Linked DNA regions of Homo sapiens: regions 1 and 3 are each linked to region 2. A link is a contact called in ENCODE Hi-C or POLR2A ChIA-PET data. All regions are on one chromosome and are shown on one strand. Each heading gives the region's core, a stretch centred on a gene start or an enhancer-like site at or near the end of the contact. The rest is flanking DNA. Distances are from core to core; before and after follow the strand shown.

Region 1 (2,700 bases), core at 144-2,643, 2.0 Mb after region 2:
AAAAGTGTCAGAAACGCTGCTGAGGTTTGAACCTCCTTGACTGGGAGGATTATGTACAATTTCACCGCCCAGCAAATCTGAAGGAGGAAATGTTTTGAGGATAGTATGTTTGGTTCTAGGTCTAGAATTCAACTTCCTGCCAAATTTGGAATCTTCTGTACATATGCATCAGGTGGCTTCGTTTAAATATACGACAATTACTTTTATTATGTTGAAAGGAAAAGGTCTGGAGCTCGAGGGAGGGGATTACAGATTTGGGTCCATTGGCGCAAAGGGAGGCTGACTGTTCAGATTAATAATTATTAACGGCCACCGTATGGAAAGCACTGCACGAAAAACTAAGATGACCAGTCCTCGTCCTTAAGAAATTCAAAATCTAGACGGAATCTCCAAGAAAGAGATTCCGGTAAGAGTACATGGCAAGCCTCCATATCCACACACCACTGACCAATGAATTTGTACTCTTCTCGTTGGAGTAGTTGAGGGCCTTTGGCTCAAGGAGGGGTGAAAATTAGCAGGATACTAAATTGGGAATGAGAAATCTCTTTTTAGAGGGCGTGGACTTGCAGAACTCTTTGAAGCAGCAGATGCTAGACTGCCCAAACCCCACGCGAGAGTAGCTCTCTGGAGTTGCGGAGTCCGAACCTCCCAAGAGCTACAAATTTATTCCGCAACTACCAATTTTGCGGTTTGGGGCCAGTAAGGCGCCAAGACCCGCCCAGGTGTCCAGACCTCGCAACGATTGGACGAGCTCACCTTCTCGCCTTCCCCGGGCCCCTCGCCCGTCAATCACACTGCTTGCTCGCCACCTGACCTCTGCTGCGCCCCCTTTCAGTGGTGTAACACCTGGCGCTCTTTCGCGCCCCAGCCCTCCGGCGCCCCACCAATCGCTTCAGTTCTTCATTGGCCAGCAGAGAGGTGAGGGAAGGGAAGGGGCGCTCTATTTTGCTCTCTGAACGCACCCTCTCAAGTTTCCCAGTCTTCTCGTAGACGGTCAGGAGAGCAATGACAGCCTGGAGCAGTCGCGCGTGAGCGCAAAAATGCCCGCTGGTGGAGGAGCGCTTCCCCTCCCTCCCAAGCGATTTGCCGCATTTGTTCTGACGCAGGGGCACCCCGCTCGCCGTCTTCACTTACGATTGGCTGTGGCCGAAGCCCGTCACACAGCCCGCCCCACTCCTCTGCCTCAAGAGGCCGCACCTCACGCCGTCGCTGCCGCTTAGCCGTGTGATTGGCTAAGAGGGCTGGCATGCTTTCCCGCCCCCTCCCCCGCCGCCGCACCAAGAGGCGGGCGGGACCCCGCGGAAGTTGTCAGTCAAACTCCTCCTTCCCACCCCTTGCGAGGCCCCTCCCCGGGCCGCGCGCCCTGGCGCGCGCACACGCGCACACACTCCCCAGTCGCCTGTACCAACCACCTTCTCAAGTTGTAGCGGTCGCTCGCCTGGGGTTCTCCGTGGGCGGCCGACGGGCGCGTGGGGGAGGGGGTTCGGGCCGCCCAGCGCGGCAAGGAGCGAGTGTGTGCACGCAGAGGGCCGGGGCTACGGGGCAGCGCCCCGGGCGATGAGGGGCCGGCGTTGACCGGGAAGAGCGGGCACCGCGGCAGTGGCTCCGAGGGGACCCGCGATGGCAGCGCCCTGAGAGGAGGCTCCAGGCAGGGCGGGCTGCGCTGGCAGCGGCCGCTGAGGTGCTGGCCGGCCGGCTGGCTGGCGACGGGGGCAGAAGCGACGAGAGGCGCGCTCGGCACCCGCACCCCCGTGCCCCCGCCTCAGTTGTCTAAACTTCGGGCTCTCTTCCACCCGCTCTGCGCGCCCAGAGTCAACAACTTCTTCACCCCCCTCCGCCCCCGCCCTTCCCTCCGTCAGCCCCGGGAGCTCGCCGCGCGCCGGGGACCAGGAACCTCCAGCGCTGAGATGTGGCCGTGAGGCGTTGGCGGGCGGCGAGGAGAAGCTCGGCGGCGTCCCGGGGCCGGAGGGCCGTGGGGCCGGGGCGCAGGGGCGCGAGCACCCCGCGCCTCTCCCCCGCCTCCTCCTGCCGTCTCCGCCGCTGCCCGTGCCTTGCAAGCAGCAGCCGGAGCTGCCAAGCGTCAGGGCCGCGGAGATGTCGTCGTCGTCGCCGCCGGCGGGGGCTGCCAGCGCCGCCATCTCGGCCTCGGAGAAAGTGGACGGCTTCACCCGGAAATCGGTCCGCAAGGCGCAGAGGCAGAAGCGCTCCCAGGGCTCGTCGCAGTTTCGCAGCCAGGGCAGCCAGGCAGAGCTGCACCCGCTGCCCCAGCTCAAAGGTAACCTCCGAGGGCGCAGCCCCAGCAGCGAGCGCAGGGGCTGGCAACGCTTGCCTCTGCGCCAGCAGAGCCATTTCCTGCTGGGTTTCTCCTGCTCAGTTGGGACTGGTAGTGTGTGAGCCGAGTTCCCCACAATGCCTTGGCGTCACCTCACGCCCTCCTCCTTATTCAAACAGGTTTTCTGTGAAGTCTTGGCTGTTTCCTTCTAATTCCCACCTGAACTCTTTCCATCCTAGGGGAGGCCAACACCCTTCCCCACCTGCGCGCTTGCTTAACCTGCACTTCCTATCTTGCGTCCCGTGAAGTAGAGTCCTTCACTCCTCTTCCAGGTTTGCCCTTTCCCGGTCTTGCTTTAACAACCGCACGAACCTTCCCCGACCTTCACTTTCCCGAGTGTCAGCTCCTCTGTTCGGCCACTTTTAGCT
Region 2 (2,700 bases), core at 29-2,528:
GCCTCCCAAGTGGCTGGGATTACAGGTGCAGGCCACCACACCCGGCTAATTTTTGTATTTTTAGTAGAGACGGGGTCTCACCATGTTGGCCAGGCTGGTCTCAAACTCCTGGCCTCAAGTGATCCTCCTGCTACCGCTCCTAAAGTGCTGAGATTACAGGCGTGGGCCACCGCGCCCAGCCTGAAATTCAATTTTAATTGAGTATGCTGTATTTTTATTTGCTAAATCTGGCACTCCTATTTGGGGCTAGTTTACTAACACCTGCTTACTGAACACCATCCAGTACCAGGTTTTGGGGTGAGTGGGTTGGGGGGAAGCAGAAAGAAAAGATAGCTCCAGCTCTTGGAGAGTTCATACTCTGGTTTCCTGGAGAATTCTAAAATCATTAAAATAATCCTCTCGACCATTACAATGACTGCTAGATGAAATTTCTGAGAGCACAGCTTCCGAGTTTCCCTGCTGCCTAGGGCAGAGTTATCCACCTTCACCTTATCATAGAACCACCTGAGACGCCCCTGCCATGGACAGTCTGATGCTTTTGGTTTGGGGAGGGATCCAGAAGCCCGAGGTTTTAATGAGAGCCACGTGATTCTGCTGAGATAAGTCTGGAGAACTCTGGCAAGCCTGTCTCTTGGCTCAGGCTTGGAGGCCTCCGAGCAGCAACATCGTCCCAATTATACCCCGTTGGAGCATCTTCAGATCTTCCACTCTTTTCACAACGCAATCAAAATCTTCGTACCCATTTTGCAGTAGTGATCTCTGTAAGTTGCTTTACAATTCATAAAGTTTATTCTATTTGATCTTCACTCTAATTTACAAAGAAAAGCAGGGAAGTCTATTTCTGTTTTACAGAGGTGTACAGGGAGGCTCACAGGGGCTAAGTTCACACAGTAAGCCCTCGAAGCTGCCAGGGCTGCAAAGCCCACCCTCTTTCCACCGCACCGAACTACCTCCTTTCGCCTACAAAACGTAGGTGGGGACCACTGGTGTTGGAATGACGGCCCACCTCGAGTTTCAGGTGACTTCCACTCTGCAATTAACTTGCAGGCAGCCCCAGACCTGCAATGAACACACGGGTGGGGGAGAGATATGCACGCCAGGGTCAGTGGGAACCAACAGCCGAGGGGTGAGCGGGGCTAGGGGCCCCGGGCCGCCGGCGGGGCAAACGCGGTTCAGAAACGCAGGCCGCGCTCTGGCCCGCCCCCTGCAGCAGCACGGCCTGCTCGCCATCGCCCGGAGAGCGCCGCGGGTTCCCGAGTCCGGGCGCGGAGGGCGCGCGGGCACGGCGGCAGGGGCGTGCTCGGAGGACGCGCGCTGCGCTGCTCCTCCAAAGGGCAGCTCCGGGGGAAAGAGGGTGGCGTCCCGGGGAAGCCCGCAGCCGCCGCCGATGTCGCTGGGACTCGGAAGTGCCGAAAGAGGGGTGTTGGGAACTCGCGGCGCGCGTGAACGTTGCCGTCGCCGCCGCCCGGGACAGCCCGGAGGTTGGTAACTGGTGACCATAGGGGGTCCTGGGGAGGTTAGATGCTGAATTTTCTGCGTCAGTTTACTCTGTTAAAAAAAAAATGCACAAAACGCTTTCCGTTTCCTACCCAAGTTCCCGTGTGCGCGCCCGAGGGCGGGACAGAGGAAGTTCCCGGTCGGGCGAAGAAGACAAAAGCGGCGGGGGCCGCGCGCGCAGTGCGCCCGGGCAAAGGCGGGGATCTAGGCGCCGGGACAAGTCCGCGCACGGCCCTGCCCACGTCCTCTCTCCTTGGCTTCGTCCCCAGCTTCCGGAACTGCTGCGGGGAGTTGCGAACTCTGGTCCTCTTGGCAGTATCGGCGGTGCGCCTGCCTGCCTGCTGTGACTCCAGGGACTCTAAAGTTAGAGACTTCCTTTGCGTTCTATCTTCAGGACTCAGTTTTCTTCCTCTGTTCTGAGTCTAACCTTCAGGTGGCAGGTCTTTATGCGGAAAAACCCTCCCGCTAATCCTCACCAGAGGTACTTTACGGGTAGCATTGGTGTTAAGAAATGTGCTGCTACCTGTGTACATTGCTCTTGGATCAGGGTTGTAGGGCTAGGGCATTTGGCATCCTCAGAGGTTTGCATTACGTGGGAGTGAGACATTGCTTCTCTTTCTGTTTTTGTTGTTGTTTGTGTTTTTGAGGCGGAGTTTCGCTCTGGTCGCCCAGGCTGGAGTGCAATGGCACAATCTCAGCTCACTGCAACCTCAGCATCCCGGTTTCAAGCGATTCTCCAGCCTTGCCTCCTGAGTAGCTGGGATTACAGGCATGCGCCACCACGCCCACCTAATTTTGTATTTTTAGTAGAGACGAGGGTCTCACCGTGTTGGCCAGGCTGGTCTCGAATTCCTGACCTCGGGTGATCTGCCCACCTCGACCTCCCAAAGTGCTGGGATTACAGGCGTGAGCCACCGTGCCTGGCATCTCATTCATTCTCAGAGCTAAGGACCTATTTCAATGTGATTAAGTGCTATGGGAATGCAAGGAGAGGAGAGGGAAGGCTTCATTGAAGAGGCGGTAGTTCATTGAAGGAGACTTTGAGGAATGATTTTTTTCCCCTTCCATTCCTCATGTTCCATTTTCCCTGTGATTTTTCTCCCTCCTTTCTCGTTGCCAGTCAGTCCCTAATTGTGATTGTTTGATAAGGACAGCTCTGACCTGAGAGATTCAATTAATGTTAATTTAAGGAGACTGTGTGCT
Region 3 (2,700 bases), core at 10-2,509, 1.2 Mb after region 2:
TAACCATTAGCAGCGGCGACATCTTGTGGTGAGGGACAGAATGTACCTTGGGCTCCCTCAGCCCTGATTACCCGCGCGTCCAGGATGATGCCGGACCAGGCTGCACCGCCCAGAGGCCCGACGGCGTCGCTGGGGCAGACCCAGAGACTCTCACACGCCTTGTCCTTGCCCGGAGGGTGCAGGCGCCTGCATGCCTCATTTACCCTAGAGAGAACAGGAAAACCTAAACTTGTTGTGCAGAACCTGCAGCTTCGTGTTAGAATACTATTTCCTCCCCCCACCTCCCTTTTTGTTAGAGACAATATCTCTGTTGTCCAGGCTGGAGTACAGTGGTGCTCTGCTCGCTGTAGCCTCCAACTCCTGGGCTCAAGTGATCCTCTCGCCTTGGCCTCCCAGAGCGCTGGAATTATAAGCATGGCTCATCGCACCCGGCCCAGAATATTTTTTATTCTCATTTTTGTAAATAAGTTTCTTCCCTGGTCTTTCCACCGGAGCCTGTGAATCGCAGCCTCGTGGCACCACCACAGTTGGCTTCTCAAGTCGGGAGGCTGACTCCTTGAACCGGGCGCCTCACTTCACGATTGCTTTCAGCTCAAAGGAGCATTTTACAACAGGAACCATTATCCCTGGTAGCTTGACGTCCAGCCCTGACACGATTTTCTGATTGACTAAAATTAGGGTAATGAGTTATGAGGGCAGAGAATGGAGCTGCGATCCCTGTAGGCGGGGGCAGTACCGCCTCTTATTTCCTCTGCCCAGGTGGTTAAGTTGGTAGATTGGGGTGTAGGTGTCTCTGGAGTTGGGCAGCAATGGGTGGGGTAGTAGAAGGACACCTGGTCTGTGTCCGGGGCTGGGTTCGAATCCCCACTCTGCCTGTGAGCTGAGAGCCCATGGGCACATCACCTGAGCTTTCTGCGTTTATCTGTAAAATGGGCAAGAGGCAATCAGTCATTTATATGAAAGCGGCCTGCAGTGCCTGGCACCGAGGCGGGCACGGATGGGCATTTGGTAAGGCAGGGAGGAGGAGCGCGGCGCCTGGAGGCTCCCGGGGCAGGGGAGAAGGGCATCGAGAACGGGGGCGGCGTGCGGGGTGGGAAGAGGAGAGAGTTCACGGCTTGCTCCTTCCCCTGCCCCCAGCCGCCTCAGCCCAGGCCTGAGTCTCTCCCCGTCTGGGCCTCTGCTTCCTGCAGGCACAGCCAGGGCCAAGACGCGCCCCTGGGCCTCCCTCCCCTTCGACGTCTCCACCCGGTATGGAACATTAATCATTAACCGTCCTGTGGCCAGGCCCAGCGGGGCGCCCGCTTCAGCTCTCCCGGTGCCACCTAGCTGAGTCACCGCGGTCTGGGCAGCTCCCCGCAGCCAGGACCTCCCTCCGGGCCGAGGGTCGCGGGGTTCGAGCCGCGGCGAGGTCTTGGGCTTCCCAGGGGCCGCTCCTCGGTGCGCCGCCGCCCACAATCAGCAGGGGGCGCCCGTCCCGACCGCGGGAAGCCGGCGGGGCCACCGAGCGGCGGGCTGGCCTGGCGGGGCGGTGTCAGGGCGGCAAGGCGGCGCCTCCCCAAAGCCGTAAACCTTCCCGCCCGGCTGACTACGCCGGCCCAGCCACGCACGCGCACCCCGCATGCCCCGTGGCCTGTGAGGTTATTCAAGAAGCCAAGGTCGGGAGTGGGGAAGGTCAGCCTCTAGCCCGGCACTGTCTGGAAAAGATCGAACCAATTAATTGACTGTAAGAAGCATGTAACCAATACAATGGAAGGCATTGCTACCCTTCCTCCACCAGGTTCAGGACCTCATGCCCAAGGAACGGCGCGCAGGAATTGGTAGTAGGTTGTGGAGGGTCAGGGGCTCTCCCAGCATCCTGAGGCTGTCTCCTGTGAAGGCCACTCCAGAGGTTAAAGCTTTCCCGGGTGCCAGGAGAGCTCTCCTAATTCAGCCGTAGGGATCACCAGTAAAGATGCTCAAAAATCCCAGCATCTCCCACTTGCAACCCACAGGGGATTCTATTCTACTCTCTCTAATTCCCCATGGCCACATAGTTGAGGTCACTTAACAATTTTTTTTAAAGACGGAGTTTCGCTCTTGTTGCCCAGGCTGGAGTGCAACGGCGCTATCTCGGCTCACCGCAGCCTCCGCCTCCCGGGTTCCAGCGATTCTCCTGCCTCAGCCTCCCCAGTGGCTGGGATTACAGGCATGCACCACCACGCCTGGCTAATTTCGTATTTTTTGTATAGATGGGGTTTCTCCATGTTGGTCAGGCTGGTCTTGAACTCCCGACCTCAGGTGATCCGCCCTCCTCAGCCTCCCAAAATGCTGGGATTACAGGCATGAGCCACCGTGACCGGCCGGTCACTTAACATTTAACCTAACACCCACCTGCCAGCAGGTCAAAGGTTATTGCCTATGACTGGCCAGGTTTCACTTCGGCTGCCGTGGTGCTCCTGATGTGACTGCACTGGGCAGACGGACCTGAAGTACTGTCCCTGTATTAAGTGGAGTGGCCCCGGGAATGAAGCCATAACAGCAGCCAGAGACAGCAGCCCAGATTGGCTGTCTTGACAGCCCAGAGCCAGTGTGGTCAAATCTGCCCCCATGATGCCTGTGTCCTTGCTATTCCCGCCCCAGTCATCCCCCTCTGAACCCCAAGGAGTAGCTGTGAGGGTGCAGGTGGGTGAAAGAGACAGGCAGTGGACATTAGTGCAAGAA

The links. Hi-C counts contacts between places; a loop is a spot of excess contacts on that map. ChIA-PET counts read pairs that join two places held with the same protein, here RNA polymerase II (POLR2A). Pooled maps may share reads with other maps.
Region 1: a loop to region 2 is called in a map of B cell, with 29 times the contacts of the local background. The contact joins the promoter of PPP2R5A here to the promoter of HHAT in region 2. A Hi-C loop is called at or near these places in 1 of 168 maps with a recorded cell type or tissue (B cell) and 6 of 50 pooled maps. POLR2A ChIA-PET finds 5 or more read pairs at or near these places in 1 of 52 experiments (CD4-positive, alpha-beta memory T cell).
Region 3: a map of OCI-LY7 shows a loop between it and region 2 (9-fold over the local background). The contact joins the enhancer-like site here to the promoter of HHAT in region 2. A Hi-C loop is called at or near these places in 1 of 168 maps with a recorded cell type or tissue (OCI-LY7), 2 of 37 single-sample maps with no recorded cell type and 5 of 50 pooled maps.

The regions. Positions count from the first base shown.
Region 1 is chr1:212,284,017-212,286,716 of GRCh38, forward strand. It overlaps PPP2R5A (protein phosphatase 2 regulatory subunit B'alpha), which reads left to right and starts at 1,394. Exons shown (of 13, transcript NM_006243.4): 1 at 1,394-2,275. The coding sequence starts at 2,095. LINC02608 (long intergenic non-protein coding RNA 2608) reads right to left here and starts at 1,005. Exons shown (of 4, transcript NR_125984.1): 1 at 963-1,005. RefSeq lists an enhancer at 907-986 and a silencer at 1,157-2,126.
Region 2 is chr1:210,327,624-210,330,323 of GRCh38, forward strand. HHAT (hedgehog acyltransferase) reads left to right here and starts at 1,279. Exons shown (of 12, transcript NM_018194.6): 1 at 1,279-1,481. RefSeq lists enhancers at 452-621, 1,496-1,855 and a silencer at 1,086-1,335.
Region 3 is chr1:211,514,137-211,516,836 of GRCh38, forward strand. No RefSeq gene overlaps it. Among named protein-coding and RNA genes, the nearest start is that of RD3, 23 kb to the left of the region's middle. RefSeq lists silencers at 90-179, 1,192-1,551. Within about 2 kb of position 1,260, at least 13 of the 41 ENCODE cell types and tissues checked have a DNase peak (open chromatin) inside an H3K27ac peak, as active enhancers do.